Regions from separate parts of the Homo sapiens genome. Here region 1 is linked to region 2. Evidence: chromatin loops called from intact Hi-C (ENCODE). Cell type or tissue: PC-9. All regions are shown on one strand.

Region 1 (8,000 bases), 370 kb after region 2:
GCCCCCGTGGCACTGGGCATGGCGAGGGCCGCTGGCCGAGGGCACACTGGGGCCTGATGATGAAGGCTGTGGGGAGCAACAAAGGCATCATCACCAGGGCAGCCAGGCCCCTCATGCGGCTCCCGCGGAAGCCAGGGCAGTTGCTCACACTCAACCAAGGCCTGAGATCGGGTTTCAGAGGCTTCTGCAAAGACACTGGCTGTCCCCCTTATAATTAGAGAGCTGTCTTTATCCCGTTCCCAAGGTGAAAGCCAAGATGATTCATGACTTGTGCACGGCAGTTCTAAAGAGGATCACAGCATGGCCGCTGCCAGAGTCTCCGGCTCTGTCCTCGTGCAAAGGGCAGCCGAGCCTTTCCTTGCCCACTCCGGGCAGCCTTTACTTGACCAGAGCTCCATGGAAGCTTGGAGGGACCCCACTGGCCTCCTCACGTTGTGGTGGAGGATGCTCTGCAGGGGCCAACAGTGCCTCTTCTGACCAGCTGGGGGTGGCCATCCTGACCGTCCTGACCTCAGGGGCTTGTGCTGTGGGATTCCTGAGAGCCCCTTCCTAGTTCAGGGCCCCAGGGCAGCCTCTTACAGGCAGCTGCTCCCAGGCCAGGTTGAGTCCAGCCTCTGCTCATCACACATGCTTGTCTTCTTCCAGCCTGTCTGAGATCCCCCAGAAGGAGGGAGAGTGGGGGGCAGGGGCAGCACCTAGAGGGACAGGTTGGGTGGAGGCTACAGGAGTCTGGGTCAGCTCCCAGTTCATGAGGAAGGAGGCAAGTACCTGGGAGGCCCCGGGACATGCAGGTTGGGGGGCGCATTTGCATGGTCTGTGCAGCCGTCTCCTCGAGGACCAGCAGCAGGCAGCCTCCCAGCTCCCTTCCAAGGGTGTGGCCTGGGCTGCAGGTTGCCGCCTCCATCCGGAGTAGCTGCGGTCTTCACAGGTGGCACTGCGGGCCCCAGCCAGGGGGCAGGGGAGGGGATGTTATGGGACAGGGAGCGCTGGGCTCCACTGACCACATCCCATCGTGGAGTCAGTAACGGTTAATTTGATGTGTCAGCCTGGCGAGGCCATAGCACCCACTGATTCAATCAAATACCAAGCAGGTGGCTGCCGTGGGCGTATTTGCAGACGTGGATGACATCTACAGTCAGTGACTTGAAGTGAAGCAGATCATGCTGAATGATGTGGGTGGGCCTCCCCCAATCCGCAGCAGGCCTGAAGAGGGAAAACAGAGGGTTCTGGAAGGGGAAATTCTGCTTCATGATTGCAGCATCGACTGCCTGAGCTTCTAGTCCGTCTGCCCAGTGGATTCGGGACTTTCCAGTTCCGACCAACGCATGAGTCAATTCTTTCAAACAAATCTCATATATATATATATATATATATATATATATATATATATATATATCACGATAATATGTATATGTAATCATGTTATATACATTATATAGAGTTAATATATTATGTGATTATATCTCAATATACATATTAAGAAAAATATGTATATTAAGGAGATATAATCACATAATATATTAACTTAATATATTTTCTTAGTATACATATATTAAGAAAAATAGGAGATCTATATGCTTGGATCTCTAGTCTTGGTTCTCCTTCTCTGCAGACCCCTCCTAACACAGAGCCCTAGGCCCCCTCACCCGAGCTGGTGGGGACAGACATGGGGAGAGTCCAGGGTAAAAGCAGGCCGCTGTTTGGAAGCTCTCAGCCTTCGCTGCATAGACGGATGGGTCTGCTCAGTCATCGGGTGGGCTCTCCGCCCACACTGTGGCTCTCTGTCCACACTATGGAACCCTCACTTTGCCCAGGGCCCAGTGAGACACCCACAGGCCCCAGCTGGACGAGAGGACAAAGACGGATGTGAAGGGCCGTTGTCCTGGCAGTGCTTAGAGAACAACAGGAAATGGCCAAATGTCCTCCTTTGACTGTCAGGGAACATTCACAGTACGTGAAGGGCAATCACAGGTTTAGAAAAGCACCACGATCACCTCCTAGCCTCGTCTCTGAGCCTTGGCAGCAGAGTGGGGCAATCCTCTTGCCTTCGCACGCTGGGTAACAGTCGTGCAAGTGTCTGTCATGGCATCTTGTCACCCTGTCCTGTCACTGAGGGCCTGTCTCCTGCCACACCCAGTTGGAGCTCGGCAAGGACCGCGTCTTTTTCACCCCTGAGTCACCGGCTCCTCCCAGGGCTGGATTCCATGAGCCTCTGTCCTTCCCCTTCGCAGAGCTGACACGGGGAGAGTGGTCATAAGCTGGGGCGTAAATGACTGAGGACGGCCCGGGGGCCAGTAAACACCAAGACCTCGGGATAAGGGAATGACATCCTGATGCGCCACCTCCAGCCCCTGTACGGAGGGAACAGCCCTTCATTTCTAGGACTGTCTTCAGCTCTGACATTATGATTCTACCAAGACAGGGTGTGAAAAGGCCAGCTCTGGGGTTCTGGGGAGGTTTTATTGGCTCGCAAATAAAATGCCAAACCACCAGCCAATACCAGCATAGAGCCCTCCGTGGGCACTACCGACTCAAGGGAAAGGCCCCGAGGCCCCACACCCGGCCCGGCCAGCCAGCTGCAGACACACCCTCCAGTCATCGGCCACCCAGACTTCAGAGAGGAAAAAACCAGCCACGAGGTGAAAGTGAGATGGCCCCGGCCTGACCTCTGCTGCAGAGGCCCAAATGGCCCTGGTCAGATCTGACGCTTCCCCCACAGTCAGCTTCTTGCCACCCCCCCCACCCCCCACCGCCGCCTGGTGCTCCCCACCGGGTACACACCCAGCGGTTTTGGTTAGTGCTTGAAGACAAACTGCAGGAGGGACACCATGAACTACAATAAAATTGGGCACCCTGGGGACATTTTTGTAAGGTCACCGAGTTGCTGGCTGGCTCTGAGACACACCCTCCTCTACGTAGAGGACCTTGTGTGAGAGAGGACACCTCTGAACGAGGGCTCAGAGACCTCATTTCTGCTCCCAAACAGCTACCCAAGATGTGGCTTTGGGCTTTGGCCCAGAGCTGAGGCCTGCAAAGGCTGCCACCTCAGTGCTTCCAGAATCTCAACTGTCCATATTTACAGAGCCATACATCAAAAGATTCTTCCCCAACACTTTCTACGGGTACCCAAGGACTCCTTCTACTCCATCTTGTTTCACCCACCTGCTCTGTGCCAGGCACATTATAGATCAAAAGGTACAGGGAGTTCAGAGGAAGGAGGAAATACCATGGACTTAAAAAGCAAGCCAGGGCTTCCCAAGCCAAGCATAGTGAATAGAGGAGCTTTCATTTGTCTCCTCACTTCCATCCCGGGGTGAGCCGGCCACTCCCGCAGCATCTGGCCACGGCTCTTCACACTGACAGTCCCAACTTGTCAGTGGATTATGAAATCAATTTAGTGGATTGCACAACCACCAAAAACTGAATTACAATAAGAATGTATCTCATGGTTGCATGAAGCCTGTGTCTCAATGATTCACACACACATAGAATAAAATGTACTTTGTTTGTTTGTTTGTTTTTTCCCCTGAGACAGAGTCTTGCTCTGTCATCCAGGCTGGAATGCAATGGCACAATCTCGGCTCACTGCAACCTCCGCCTCCTGGGTTCAAGTGATTCTCCTGCCTCAGCCTCTGAGTAGCTGAGATTACAGGCGCCCGCCACCACGCCTGGCTAATTTTTGTATATTTAGTAGAGATGGGGTTTCACCATGTTGGCCAGGCTGGTCTCAAACTCCTGACCTCATGATCCACCTACTTTGGCCTCCCAAAGTGTTGTGATTAGAGGTGTGAGCTACCGTGTCCGGCCTGTTTTTTTGTTTGTTCGTTTTTTGTTTTTTGAGATGGAGTCTCACTCTGTCGCCCAGGCTGGAGTGTAGTAGCGCAATCTTGGCTCACTTCAACCTCCGCCTCCCGGGTTCAAGCGATTCTCATGCCTCAGTCTCCCAAGTAGCTGGGATTACAGGTGTGAGCCACCACGCCCGGCTAATTTTTCTATTTTTAGTAGAGATGGCGTTTTCCCATGTTGTCCAGGCTGGTCTTGAACTCCTGGGCTCAAGGGATATACCTGCCTTGGCCTCCCAGAGTGTTGAGATTACAGGCATGAGCCGCTGTACCCAGCCTGAATAAAATGTACTTCCTATTGTGTTGTGGGTGAAAAAGTCTGAAAAATTCTGCATTAGATAAGCTTTGAAATCATGCAGGTAGATTTCAGGGAACAGAGAAGAGCTGACCTTCTGTCCCCGAGGTGTCACCAGAAGTGTGGAGCAAGGGGTACCATCTGTCCTCCTCTCCTGGCTGAAGCCCTCTGACCCCTCTCCGTACTTTATGCCCAGAAATACACATGGAGTTAAGAACACAGAACATCACATCTCTTTATTACCACAAGGGTGTGGTGATTCCCTCCCTCCTCACCTCTCACCACCACCCCCATCTGCTCCTCCCCTGGCCCTTTGACATGCAGGGTAGCTTGGCCTCATCCCCAGGCCACCGCTAGACCCAGAACAGCAATTACACCTTTGGGGACAACCACCAGCCCCAGCCCCCTGCCGAGCGGTGCCTGTCAGCTTCTGTTCCCAACTGGCCCGGGCCTGCTGCGGGTGCCCTCACCTCTAGCGCCTAAACCCAGAGAACTGGGCAGTCACAGGGTGTTAGGATGGAAATGGCCTCAGAAATTCTCCAAGGCCCTTCTGTTACAGGTGGGGTAACAGATGTCCAGAGATTCAAGCAAGTTGCTCAGAGCCACATGGTAGAGCCGTGACTCAGCCAGAACCAAATCCTGGTCTTGCAACTTCTAACCAAGGTCCCTTTTGATCATGTCATGCTCTTATAGCTGCTTCTGACTTTCTAGCTTGTGTTTCCACTACATAAGCTGGTAACAGTAACTCTTACAGGATTGCAACGGGCTGGCCATCCCTCGCACGGGCCTGGCTATACTGGGCACATAGCAAATGTTCTAATTCTATGAAGCCACTTGGGTTCTGCGGGCACCTTTGCATCTTGTCTCCAGCGACAGCACAAAGCCCGTGCTCCAACTCCCTTTCTGGTGTCATTTATTGTACATGAATCTGTGACTTCCCCAGAGCCCTTCAGTCTGTGATCCCAGCCACGCAGGCGGCAGCCGCTCCAGGAACTTCCCAGGAACCATGGAACCTGTCGTGTCCTCCAGACTGACGGGCGCGGACACTCTGCATGGAGGGGCTCCAGATGCCACCGGCCAGCATCTAGCATCTAGCCAGCAGCGATGCATAAAGACCAGCCAGGTCAGGAGAAGGTGTCTGCTACTCCCCATTCCAGGCCACACCGCCAGGGCCACGCTGCAGGCAGCTACCAGATAGGACATGAAGGTGCCTGGGAGGTATGCCGCCCCCTCCAGAACCTCACACCGGCCAAAATCCCTCACGGGTGGGCTAACAACACTCACAACAACCACACTGCTAGCTCTTTTAAAATTTTACTTTTTAGTCTTTTTATAAGTTTAATTCTTGTTTAAAAAGATAAATTGAACCTCTACCCCCTCAGTGAGGCAGGCCTGGATCTAGATTTCTGCCTAACCAGCTGTGTCATTTGAAAGTCGCCTCACGGGCCGGGTGCGGTGGCTCATGCCTGTAATCCCAGCACTTTGGGAGGCCGAGGTGGGCGGATCATGAGGTCAGGAGATCGAGACCATCCTGGCTAACATGGTGAAACCCTGTCTCTACTAAAAAATACAAAAAATTAGCCAGGTGTGGTGGCGGGCACCTGTAGTCCAAGCTACTCGGGAGGCTGAGGCAGGAGAATGGCGTGAACCCGGGAGGCGGAGCTTGCAGTGAGCTGAGATCACGCCACTGCACTCCAGCCTGGGCGACAGAGCGAGACTCTGTCTCAAAAAAAAAAAAAAAAAGAAAGTCGCCTCCCATCTCTGGTCGTCAGTTTCCTCCTCTGAGACAGGAGGTGTCTAGACTCAACCCCTCCAGCTCCTCCAAGGCCTTCCCAAAACAAATTCTGTTCCAGGCCATCCCACCTCCCAGCACCGCAATGACACTCCTCCTTCGAACACATCCAGGTGGGCCCCAGGGCCACGCTGGTCACTGCCACCTGGTGGGTACAGCCTGTGTTCAGGCCCCAAGGCATGAGCAGTTCCAGGACAGAGGCAGGACAACCACCAAAGGATGTGATGGCAGCCAGGGCTTGGGTGAGGGAGGGAGGGAAGGGCAGGTGGTGCACAGGGGATTTCTAGGGCGGTGGAACCGCTCTGCATGAGAGTGTAATAGTGGACACACAACATCACACACACGACATCACACATTTGTCAAAACCCACAGAATGTACACCACCAAGAGTGAGCCCTAATGTCAGCTATGGACTTCGGTTAACAATAAGGTATCAACAGAAGCTCAATGGTAACAGAGGTGCCACAGTAATGCCAGACGCAGACAACAGGGGAGATTGGCATGGGGGCTGCAGGGTCAGGGAGGGGCAGATGGGCACCCTCTGAACTTTCCGCTTCAGGTTCTGTAAACCTAAAACTGCTCACAAGTAAAATCCACTAAATTTTTAAAAAGCAATAGCAGCAAATGGCCAGAGATGGCCTCAATTTCATCTGCCAAACAACTGCCCATCACGCCAGGCCTGGACCACCCACCCAGCTCCTCAGAGATGCTGGAGGTCATAGGTTCCCCAGGAAATGGGAACTGGAGAGGTCAATTCTTCCTGTATCCACGGCTCCAGGTCCTTCTAGAACACAGAGAAAGGTGCATGCCATGCTCCCAGGCTCAGGGTCAGAAGATTAGTGGGATCCAGTCTGAGGCTCAGCGCTCAGACCAAGAAGATAAATGAGACCAGAGACACTCAGAGATTAAATACCTTGCTGGGGCTGGGCAGCAAGGAAGCTGGGAGAAGGGTCTGAGAACCCAGGTCCCCATCTCTCAGGCCCAGGCCCTTGGCCCCCAGGCTGGGGCAATGAGGACCAAGTACAGAGGGCTCCAGATGGAGGCCAGGGACCAGCTGCAGGCACCAGGCAGCCTCAGAATGTCTGGAGCTGGGGGACCCCTCACAGGGCTCGCTGGGCAGCTGGTTCATCGGGGAGACTACGTGGTGCAGAAAAGCTTGAGTTTCTTGGTTGGGGACTCAAGGCTGCAAACCACGGCGCTAATGAACCTAAACAAGGGAATTTGCTAGGTTTTCTTATTTTTGGTGTTTTGTTGCCAACAAACTCATTCTGTTCTAGAGGGGCTTGTTATATAAGGAGGAGAGGGAAGAAAACTGCTGAGATGTGAGGCCAAAGTCACCAGAGGAGGAGAGACTTCCAGATCAGCTGCTGCGCCAGCTGGGAGTCAGGTACAAAAAACAGGGGGTTGTTTGCGTCTTTGTTTTTTCAAACAAGAAAAAGCAAAAAGCCTGCATCGCATGTCCTAGGAATGGGGTTAAAAGTCGTCGTCTCTTGGGACAGAGTTTGGACGCCTCTGTGAGCAGGGCCTGGTCACTGAGGTGTCCCTGACTCGTGTCCTGTGTGCAGGATGGAGTCTCCATGCAGCCCAAGCCTCTCTGCAGGGCCTGGTGGCTGCTGAGAGGCAGAAGGAAACCCCTCCCTGAGTGTGGCCTCTGCGTGTGTCACCTACACCTGTCAGAAGGGTTTGGGATCTTTCTTTCTCATGGAGAAAGTGCAGAAGATTCTGGGTCAGGCCCTGTGGGACATCCCTAGAGCCAGAGGACCGTCCCCTTTGTGTAGTTTGTCCCTGGCATTGCCAGTGCTTCTGGTTTCACTCTTGGTTCTCAGCAGTGGATCCTAGAAGCCCCCTGGATCATGAACTTCTGCCCTTTGCACTCATGAGGCCCAGGGACACCTCCCTCTGCTTGTGCAACACGAGGCTGCCACGTCTCAGGTCTTCGTGCCCAAAGTGAGTGGACTCTGACCTTCCAGGATGGCCGAGGGTGCCAACGTTTCCCAAAGATCTGTTTTCAGACTAATCTGGGAGACAGCCTTTGGAGAGGTCCGTGAAGAAGAAAGGGGAACTCCACAGG
Region 2 (8,000 bases):
GTTGGTTTTTTAAAATCTATTTTAGTATTTCCAAGTGCAAGTGTCTTTATTGCTCACCAGACAATGAAGCACAGGGTTTAACACAGGAGGACCTACCTGTTTGAGGTTTGGGGGTTTTTGGTTATTATGTTATTAGTTAGGAATGTTTTCAGCTGCAAATAATAGAAAACCTACGTGTGGTGAAACAAATAGGGGTTCACTTCTCTTACATAACAAGAAGGGTGGCTGCTGATGCTGATTTAGCAGCTCTGTGAGCTTGGTGCCAGCCTTTCCCTGGTTCTCTTGGCTTTTATCTCATGATTACAAGAAGGCTGCCTGAGTTCCTGGCGTCACATCTTTATTCAAGGCAGGAAGCCAGGGGAAAGGGGCTTTTTATCCAGAAAGCCAAAGCTTTTTCTGAAGTCCTTCTGTCAGCTTTCATCTCAGTGACCAGAGCTATGTCCCATGGCCTGGGAGGCAGAGAAAAGAGCATTTGGCTTTTCTGGATGCTTTAGTGAAGGCAGGCAAGGGAGGGAGGAGGGCACTGGGATTGGAAGAGCTAATCCACAGCGTAGGCTGTGGCTCCTTAAATCTTCGTTTGTTTACACTATGAGGCAGTGGTGTAGTGTTTTTCAAACTGGAGAATTGTGACCTACTAGGAGGTTGCGAAATCAACTTAGTGGGTCTCTGACCAGCATTCTTTTAAAGTAAAATAAAATAGAAAATATTGATGCTCAACTAAATAGTGAGGATCGGGACTATTTGTGACACAGCTGTGTTAGTTTTATATCTAATGACCTACATGTGAGTCTCAGTCAAAAAGATTGGGAAGCCGTTGCCACAGGGGATGATGTGTAGAGGGGGTTAGGTGTGGGCTGGGGTCAGACGGCCAGGGGCACTTGGCCTTTTTGGCCATTTATGGCACACATTTGGGCAAGTTACAATCATCCTTTTAGGTCTATTTCTTCCATTGTAAAAGAGAGAAAATAATATACCCACCTTGTTATATGTAAAAAATGGGTTAGCACACAGTTTGTGTCATAGTAATTACCCAAGAAAATGCTGTTGGTATTGGTATCTACTGATAACCAGTCATTGCCAGGTCCCGCTTTCATGACCCAATTAGGTTCACTTAAAAGTAGCAATATACTCATACGTAAACCAGAAATGTTAAAATCTCCTCCCCCACAAAAAGTTGACTTTGGCACAGTGCCGTCCACCGAATCCTGTGGGATGCTATTACAGAAAATCCTAGGAAACCTGTTAATTTCCCCGCAGGAGGGCTAACGTTGAGGGTGCAGCTTGTGAGTCATCGGCATGGGGCCAGCGGACCCGTGGAAGAAACTTCTCTCTGGCCTCGGTCCCAGGAATTGCTGGGCTTCTTCCGGAAAACTAGCTTCCTTTCATCTTTGGGACTGAGCGAATGATGGAGCTGATCCTGTTTCCCTGCTTGCTTTGGCCCAATTAGCAGTTCCTCTCTAGCAGACAGCACAGGACTTGTGGCGGGGAGAATATTATGGATGCCTCGCTTTTTTCTACAACATTTTTCTAAGTCCCCTCTGCCGCAAAGATTTCTTCCCCTACTTTTTGTATCTGCGTTTTTATCACAATGGGCTCCTCCCCTGGCCTTGGGCCCAGTGCCTCCAAGGATAAAGCAACACTTGAGCGTCCCCTCTGTGTGTAGAGGTGACACCACCTCGGCCATCACCAGCCCCATGAAGGGACTTCTACCCAGCAGCCCCACTGGGTGGGAGCGCCCATTTCTACTGCCCGCATGTCTGTCTGTGCAGTTTAGGAATGCCAGGGCTGGTGCTTAGGCTGGGCACACTGTGCGGGGGACATGCCGCCCTGCTCCCTGTGCCTGGCACCTAGAAATGAACACTTTACGGGAATGGAACCCAGGGCACGACCATCTCAGCCCGCGGAACGATCCAGCCCAACTGGTGAGAACTCCCGCTCTTGGTGTTGGGGGCCAGGCAGGGTTCGTGGAGAGGGTCCTTATAACCTGCTCAGCCCCCTAGCCAGAGCAATCCTACACATCGCTGAGCCCTCTTCGGGATGAGAATGCGCACCCTCAGCCCAGCCGTATCCTCTGCCCCTGCCCCTGCCCCTACCCAGGGAGGGCAGTCCTGGGGGTCCCAGGGCAGGCATGGACCAGGACTAGCGTTACCAGCACTGACCTGCCCAGTCCATCCCCCAGCCCCAGCAAGGCTGGGTCCAGGGCTTCCACCCCTCCATGCACAGCCCACGCCAGCTGGGTTCCACAGGATCCTTTTAAATCACAATTCCAAAGCGGGCTGTCCACAGGCAAGGAAGCCAGGAGCCTGTTCACACAAATGCTCGCTGTTCAGGGCAGGCTGCCCAAGTCACCCCTTCCTGGTGTCCCCAGACCTGGGCTACTAAGTCCTGGGGGTCCGGAAGGCAGGGTTAGTCCCAGGTAACCACAGGGACGCTCCAGGGATCCCTGCTGAAGGACAAGGACCTTCTCCTCCTCCTCCTCTTCCTCCTCCTGCATCTCAGCCTCCCCAGCAGCCACAGCCAAGAGCCCTGCCAAGCCGATGGGACCCACGCAATCAATAAGCAGGTGATAGCTTCTTCAGGTAGGGAATGTGGGGCATGGTCGCACAGGAGACCCACAGGGTTCCCTGGGATCCAGCGAGGGCCTTCATTCCCACATTGCCCCCAACAGTCCTGAGCACCTCAGCAACAAGGAGTTAATTTTTTTTGATTATGGCAAAATACACATACAATTTATCATCCTAACCATTTGAAGTGTGTGGTTGAGTGGCATTAAGTACACACACATAGTCGTGCGGCCGTCAGCACCATCTGTCTGTCTCCAGAAGTCTGTCATCTTCACAAACTGAAACTCTGGAGCTAAACCTTTAAAACTGTCTCATTTGACAAGTTTTTTGTTAGTTTGTCTTTTTCTTTCTTCTTTTTTTTTTTTTTTTTTTGACGTCCCTGGGCTCAAACTCATCCAACAGGCTTTGATTGAAGATCTGTTGTGGCTTCCTGGGGGGAACACAGGCAGGACAGCCCTGCTCTTAAGGCACCCAGTGGGGTGAAGAGGTGAGCCAAGAAGCCTCCAGCCAAGAAGGCGGTAGCCTGCCAGGCGCAGGCCACCTCGGGGCATGGGAGGGAGGCCCAGGAAGGGGAAGGGGCCAACAGAGACTTCTTGGACCAGCCCTTGGCTGGTGAGAGGAACTTCTTGGTGCGGGGGATGGGGTGGCTGGGGGGATTCAAAGGGAATGTTTTTCCTGTGGTCAGACTGGGCCTGATAAACAGTGCACGGGGGGCCAGCAGGGCAGGGGGACCTAGGGCTGAGGACATGAGGGGATGGCTCTGTGAAAGTCCCAGCTTTCCAAACCACAGAGGGAGGTAGAAATATGTGAAGCATGTGTGGCTCTTGAGGGCCTCTCACCCTCGGTCCATCGACCCCTGGACGGACTTCAGATAAATTACAAGCTGCCCACAAGCACTTTGGTGGGAATCTTGTTTTTCCTCTTTCAGACAAAAAGCAGATTTGCTGACAGATTAGGGAGCAGGGGGCTGGGGTGAGGGGGAGGTCACCCAGGAGCACAAAGCCCATTCGAGAAGCATTAAATCACCAGTTAATGAGATGCTGCTAAGCCTTGGTGCTGGGGAGGAGAGGAAGAGTTCAGGGGAAGCCTCTGGAACTCATGGGAAGGGCTGCTAGGCCTGGTTTTTCCCGTGACTCCCAAGGACCTGGACTGAACCGGTGGGGCCTGCAGTTCTCATTTCATTCCCCAGGCATTAATTGCCTATGAGGGGGCGGAATGATTACCACTGCTGTACGTCTGAAGACACTGAGACACACAGCAGTGGCTTCTCCAATGTCACATCCTAGTGAGGGATGGAGTGGGAATCAGGTTGGAGTTTGGAGCCAAGTTACCTTCTCTCCTGTGATGCCACTCCCCTGCCTGCTTCCCCACCCCGTCACCTACTGGGTCACCTACTACTAACCAGCCCTCATATGGCACCCGCTCATGGGTCACGCCTTTGGCTTTTACAAGGGTATACAGTTGGTACAGCAGACATGATTGCACTCATTTCACAGAACAGGGTCTGAGGCCTGGAGAGGCTTTGGGTTTGCGCCAAATTCATGACAAAAATATATCTAAATATGCAAATGTGTGGTGCTCTATAGAGGAGTGGTTAGGAACGAAAAGGATCAATCAGCCAGCCAGACCTGGGTTTTAGTCCTGACTGCTGTGTGACCCTGGGCAAGTTGCTTAACCTGTCTGTGGCTGGCTCTCCTCAACTGTACAGTGGTGATAAGCATATCATCTTGGCATTATTGTATATGATAAGTAAAATTACACAGATTCCAGCTACTACAGAGCCTGGCATTAAGTCAGTGCTCCATAAATATTCATCAACATCATCACCATCATCAGCTGTGGGCTGAGGTGCGAGATTGTGGAGGCCTGAGGCCAGCAGGGTGCCAAGGCCCAAGGAGGCTGTGGGGTGGAGGGTTGGACGGCTGTTTCAGAAGAGACAGGGCCCTTGCCATGGGTGGGGAGGGCCTCCCGCTGGCAGATATGACACACAGAAGGCTCCACCTCCCTAACAAACTGGCAGAGAAATGAAAACTGAGGGCATGATTTTAAGTAAACACTCTCCCGGCTCAGAAACGGTGCAGGTGCATTTACATGTCAATCGGTTCCAGGCTCAGAGGTTTGCAGTCAGGAAAGGTGGCTGGGTTGTTGCTGGTTTTGTGGTGGCCTCTTCCGGTCCTTGATCTGATTGAAGAGAGCTGCTCAGCTGGAAGTCCTCAGCTCCGAAGCTTCTAGGGCTCCATGCTCTGTGGTTTGCAGGTGAAAGGAGGTGGGGCCAGGGCATTAGGGGTACAGAGCAGGCCTTTTGGGGACCCATCTACCACATGGCAGCAGGGAGCCCCTTCCCCTTTCCTGGGCGGAGTGGACGGTTGCCTAGTGGTTTCATGTCTTCATTTGGCCTCGGCTGTCATGGGACAGCCTACGGGGGTCCCACAGCAGTCATGGGGCCCCTCCGTCTTTGCCACCCAGCTCTTGGTGGGGAATTGTCTTGGGTGAATTGGGTGACCCATCGTGACTCTTTTTCCATTGCTCTCTCAGTGAGGGATGGGGAGAGGTTGGAGGACACCCAGGAACGGGACAGCCATCCCCTGGCCCACCACACTCAGGCCACCACACTGTGCGACAGAATCAGCCCCTGAGATTTTGTTTTTCTCTCGGGAACCCTGTGTTCCCTCGCTGAGCTCCCTGCCGTACTCCATCACCCCCTAGGCCTGTCGGGGTGTCTCAGTTCAACTCAGATAGTAACCCAGGGCTCATGGGCTTTCCCTCGGAGTCCTGAGCTGGGCGACCAGCCTAGAGGGGCTGATCCCCAGTCCAAACCCCTCCATCTACTCAGAAAACTGGAGTAAGATGTATGGTGAGGAGGACCCGGGAACTGAGAGGCCAGTCGGGAGCCAGTTGGTTGGGGGGACTCTGGGATCGCAGTCGGGGATTAGAGGCTGGACCAGGAGTCAGATCCACAGCCAGAACTCTGTGGGCACACGGGTGATCCAACCCATGCACCTGGCCCCCCACTGATCCCTCATCCAGCCAGGCCTTGGTCCAGGCACAGGCCATGTGGACATCTTTGGGGTCTCCATGTCCAGGAGCCCCCATGCTCAGGAATCTCGGGTCCAGGGCCCCTGTGTTCTCCTCAGAAGCCCAGAGCACTCCATCTGTTGCCTCCTTCTGGGGTGGGCTATGGTTTCCTCACAGGCAGGCTCCATTCAGGACTCTGCTGGAGGGCTGCCGGCAGCAGGGAGTTACCTGGGCCACCCCCAGGGACCAGAGTTCCCCTCGTGGGACCTTTCCTCTCTCCCCAGTGAGTTGGAAGCATAGGCGTGGGTGGGGAGGGAGTGGGGGGATGCTTTTGGGGACGTGGACCTCTTATGCCCAGGAATCCCACTGCCTGGGCCGAGTATCTCCTTCCAGGACAGACTTCTCCCTCCCCTCTGCCCCTCAAGGGTGGGGTGTCCCCTCTAGATTCAAGCCCACCCCAACAGGAGGACCCAGTGTCCTGGAGAGGGCCCAGGAATGGAGGAATTCTACAGGCGAGCGCTTGGTGCTGCACCAGCTGAAGACGCGAGCCGCCGGTTCTGGGTCTGCCAGCCCTACTGCTCCAGGGGCTATGGCTGCAGCAGACACGCCCCATGCCCCTTTCTCCCCGAAAGCCCCTCCATTCCCACAGAGCCCACCTGTTCAAGCTAAGCCCCCACCCTGACACTCACCACCACTAACTGTTTTCTCTCTCGCAGGAGAGGGGTCTGCCCTGGGTCGAAACCATCCTTCCAGAGGGGTCTCCCTTAGAAACTCCGAGGCCAAGATTAGCCATGAGGATAAAACCCAGAGATCAGACACAGAGACCCTGGGTCAGGCCTTTGGCCACATGGCCTGGCAGCCTCACCTTGCCGAGTCACAGAGAGGCAGAGCCCCAAGCGAGCCTGGGGAGTCCTGAACCGGCCTGGGTTCCGGCCCTGCCCCATCCCCATTGCTTCTCACCACCTCTCCCCACCACTCTCCCCTCCCTGGCCCAGGGGGTCCCTGGGAGTCCGGGAAAGCGCCCTGGATCATCCAGCTCCTCCCAGGGCTGGGATGCCCACTGCCGAGAGAGCACTCAGAAGCCGCCCGTTGGCTTTGAGGACTTTTATCGCCCAAGGTCCCGAGGTCTGGGTGGGACCGCAAGGGGTTGCCCCTGTCCCCAGAGCTGCGCCCGGCCATCCCGGTGGGAGGGCTCGGCTGGAAGAAGTTGACCACCTTGTGGAGCGACTGCACTCGTGCGCTGTGGGCCTCCCAGTCCGAGAAGCTGCGGAAGTCGCCACTCTCCACCACGTACATGCGGCCGTGGTAGTTGGGCTCCTCATACAGGACCCACCTGGAGGCCAGGGGAGTGGGGATCAGGGGCTGCCAGGAAGTCCCCCGGGACTCCGGAGAGAAAAGCCTGCACAGCCTGGCCACCCAGCAACCCCTCCCGGTCGAGCGGCCCCTTCACTCTGGGCTACACGAAGGCACCCACGGTGCCTTCCCCAGTGCCCTGTGGGGTCCATGCTGGGGTGTGACATGTGTGGGGACAGGCCCAGTAATGTCCACATTTTAAAACTGACCAGTCCTGGCCGGGCATGGGGGCTCACGCCTGTAATCTCAGAATTTTGGGAGGCCGAGGCAGGCAGATCTCTTGTAGTCAGGAGTTTGAGAGCAGCCCGGCCAACGTGGTGAAACCCCGTCTCTACTAAAAATACAAAAATTAGCTGGGTGTGGTGGTGGGCACCTGTAATCCCAGCTACTTGGGAGACTGAGGCAAGATAATTGCTTGAACCAGGGAGGCGGAGGTTGCAGTGAGCCGAGATTGCGCCACTGCATTTCAGCCATCCTTGGCAAGGATGCACTCCCGCCATCACTGCACGCCCCACACACTCCTGTTCCCTGATAAGGACCACCTTGCACAGACAGTACCCCCAGCACCTGGTGGGGGGCCTGGCACAGAGGGCACCGTTCATTCAGTGAATGCCAGCAGGTTCCCACATGTGTGCCCAACACTGTGTCAGGTACCAGAGGTGCCATGGTCACACAACACGGTTCCTGCCCCCTCCTGCCCTCACGGGGCCTCCCCTGCAGAGGAAATGGGCTGTGGGGGTGCAGTTGCATGGAGGAGCCTGCAGGGCACAGAGGAGGGTTGGGGAGTCCCAAGCAGGGCCCCTTCCTGTCCTCCTCCCCTTCTGCACACCACTGGGGCAGCCACCAACAACCCAGAGAGCAGAAACAGTCAGGACAAGTCTTTACAGAGCCTGGAGGACCTCGGGCTGGTGGGGGCAGGAGAGAACACAGCTCTTCATCACCCAGGAAGCTGTGGGCCCGGCCCAGAAAAGCAGGAAGGTGCGGTGGGGAGGGAACGGGGGACCAGGAGGAAGGGACTGGAGGTCCAGGATAGTGGCCTTTGCCTGGAAAGGGGCATGTGGTCCAAGG

What was found. Peaks named below come from ENCODE experiments on the same cell type or tissue, not always from the same donor. Only the 100,000 strongest peaks of a DNase experiment are listed, where the experiment ranks them.
Region 1: it touches region 2 in a loop (19-fold over the local background); 1 of 110 quality-filtered maps calls a loop at or near these places.

What each region holds. Positions count from the first base shown.
Region 1 is chr7:151,794,495-151,802,494 of GRCh38, forward strand. All of the region lies in intron 1 of PRKAG2 (protein kinase AMP-activated non-catalytic subunit gamma 2), which reads right to left. Among named protein-coding and RNA genes, the nearest start is that of PRKAG2-AS2, 7.8 kb to the right of the region's middle. RefSeq lists enhancers at 1-510, 1,055-1,194, 1,455-2,037, 2,038-2,619. In PC-9, no CTCF peak of the experiment used is centred here; DNase peaks (open chromatin) are centred at 2,187 and 3,427; H3K27ac peaks cover 1,221 bases.
Region 2 is chr7:151,425,374-151,433,373 of GRCh38, forward strand. It overlaps CRYGN (crystallin gamma N), which reads right to left. Exons shown (of 4, transcript NM_144727.3): 4 at 3,459-4,807. The coding sequence ends at 4,675. LOC124901780 reads right to left here. Exons shown (of 1, transcript XM_047421163.1): 1 at 6,919-8,000. The coding sequence ends at 7,179. Among named protein-coding and RNA genes, the nearest start is that of MIR3907, 4.3 kb to the right of the region's middle. RefSeq lists enhancers at 3,138-3,657, 4,435-4,504, 4,825-5,024, 7,446-7,545, 7,816-7,905. In PC-9, a CTCF peak has its summit at 7,681; DNase peaks (open chromatin) are centred at 3,008, 3,478 and 4,568; H3K27ac peaks cover 2,284 bases.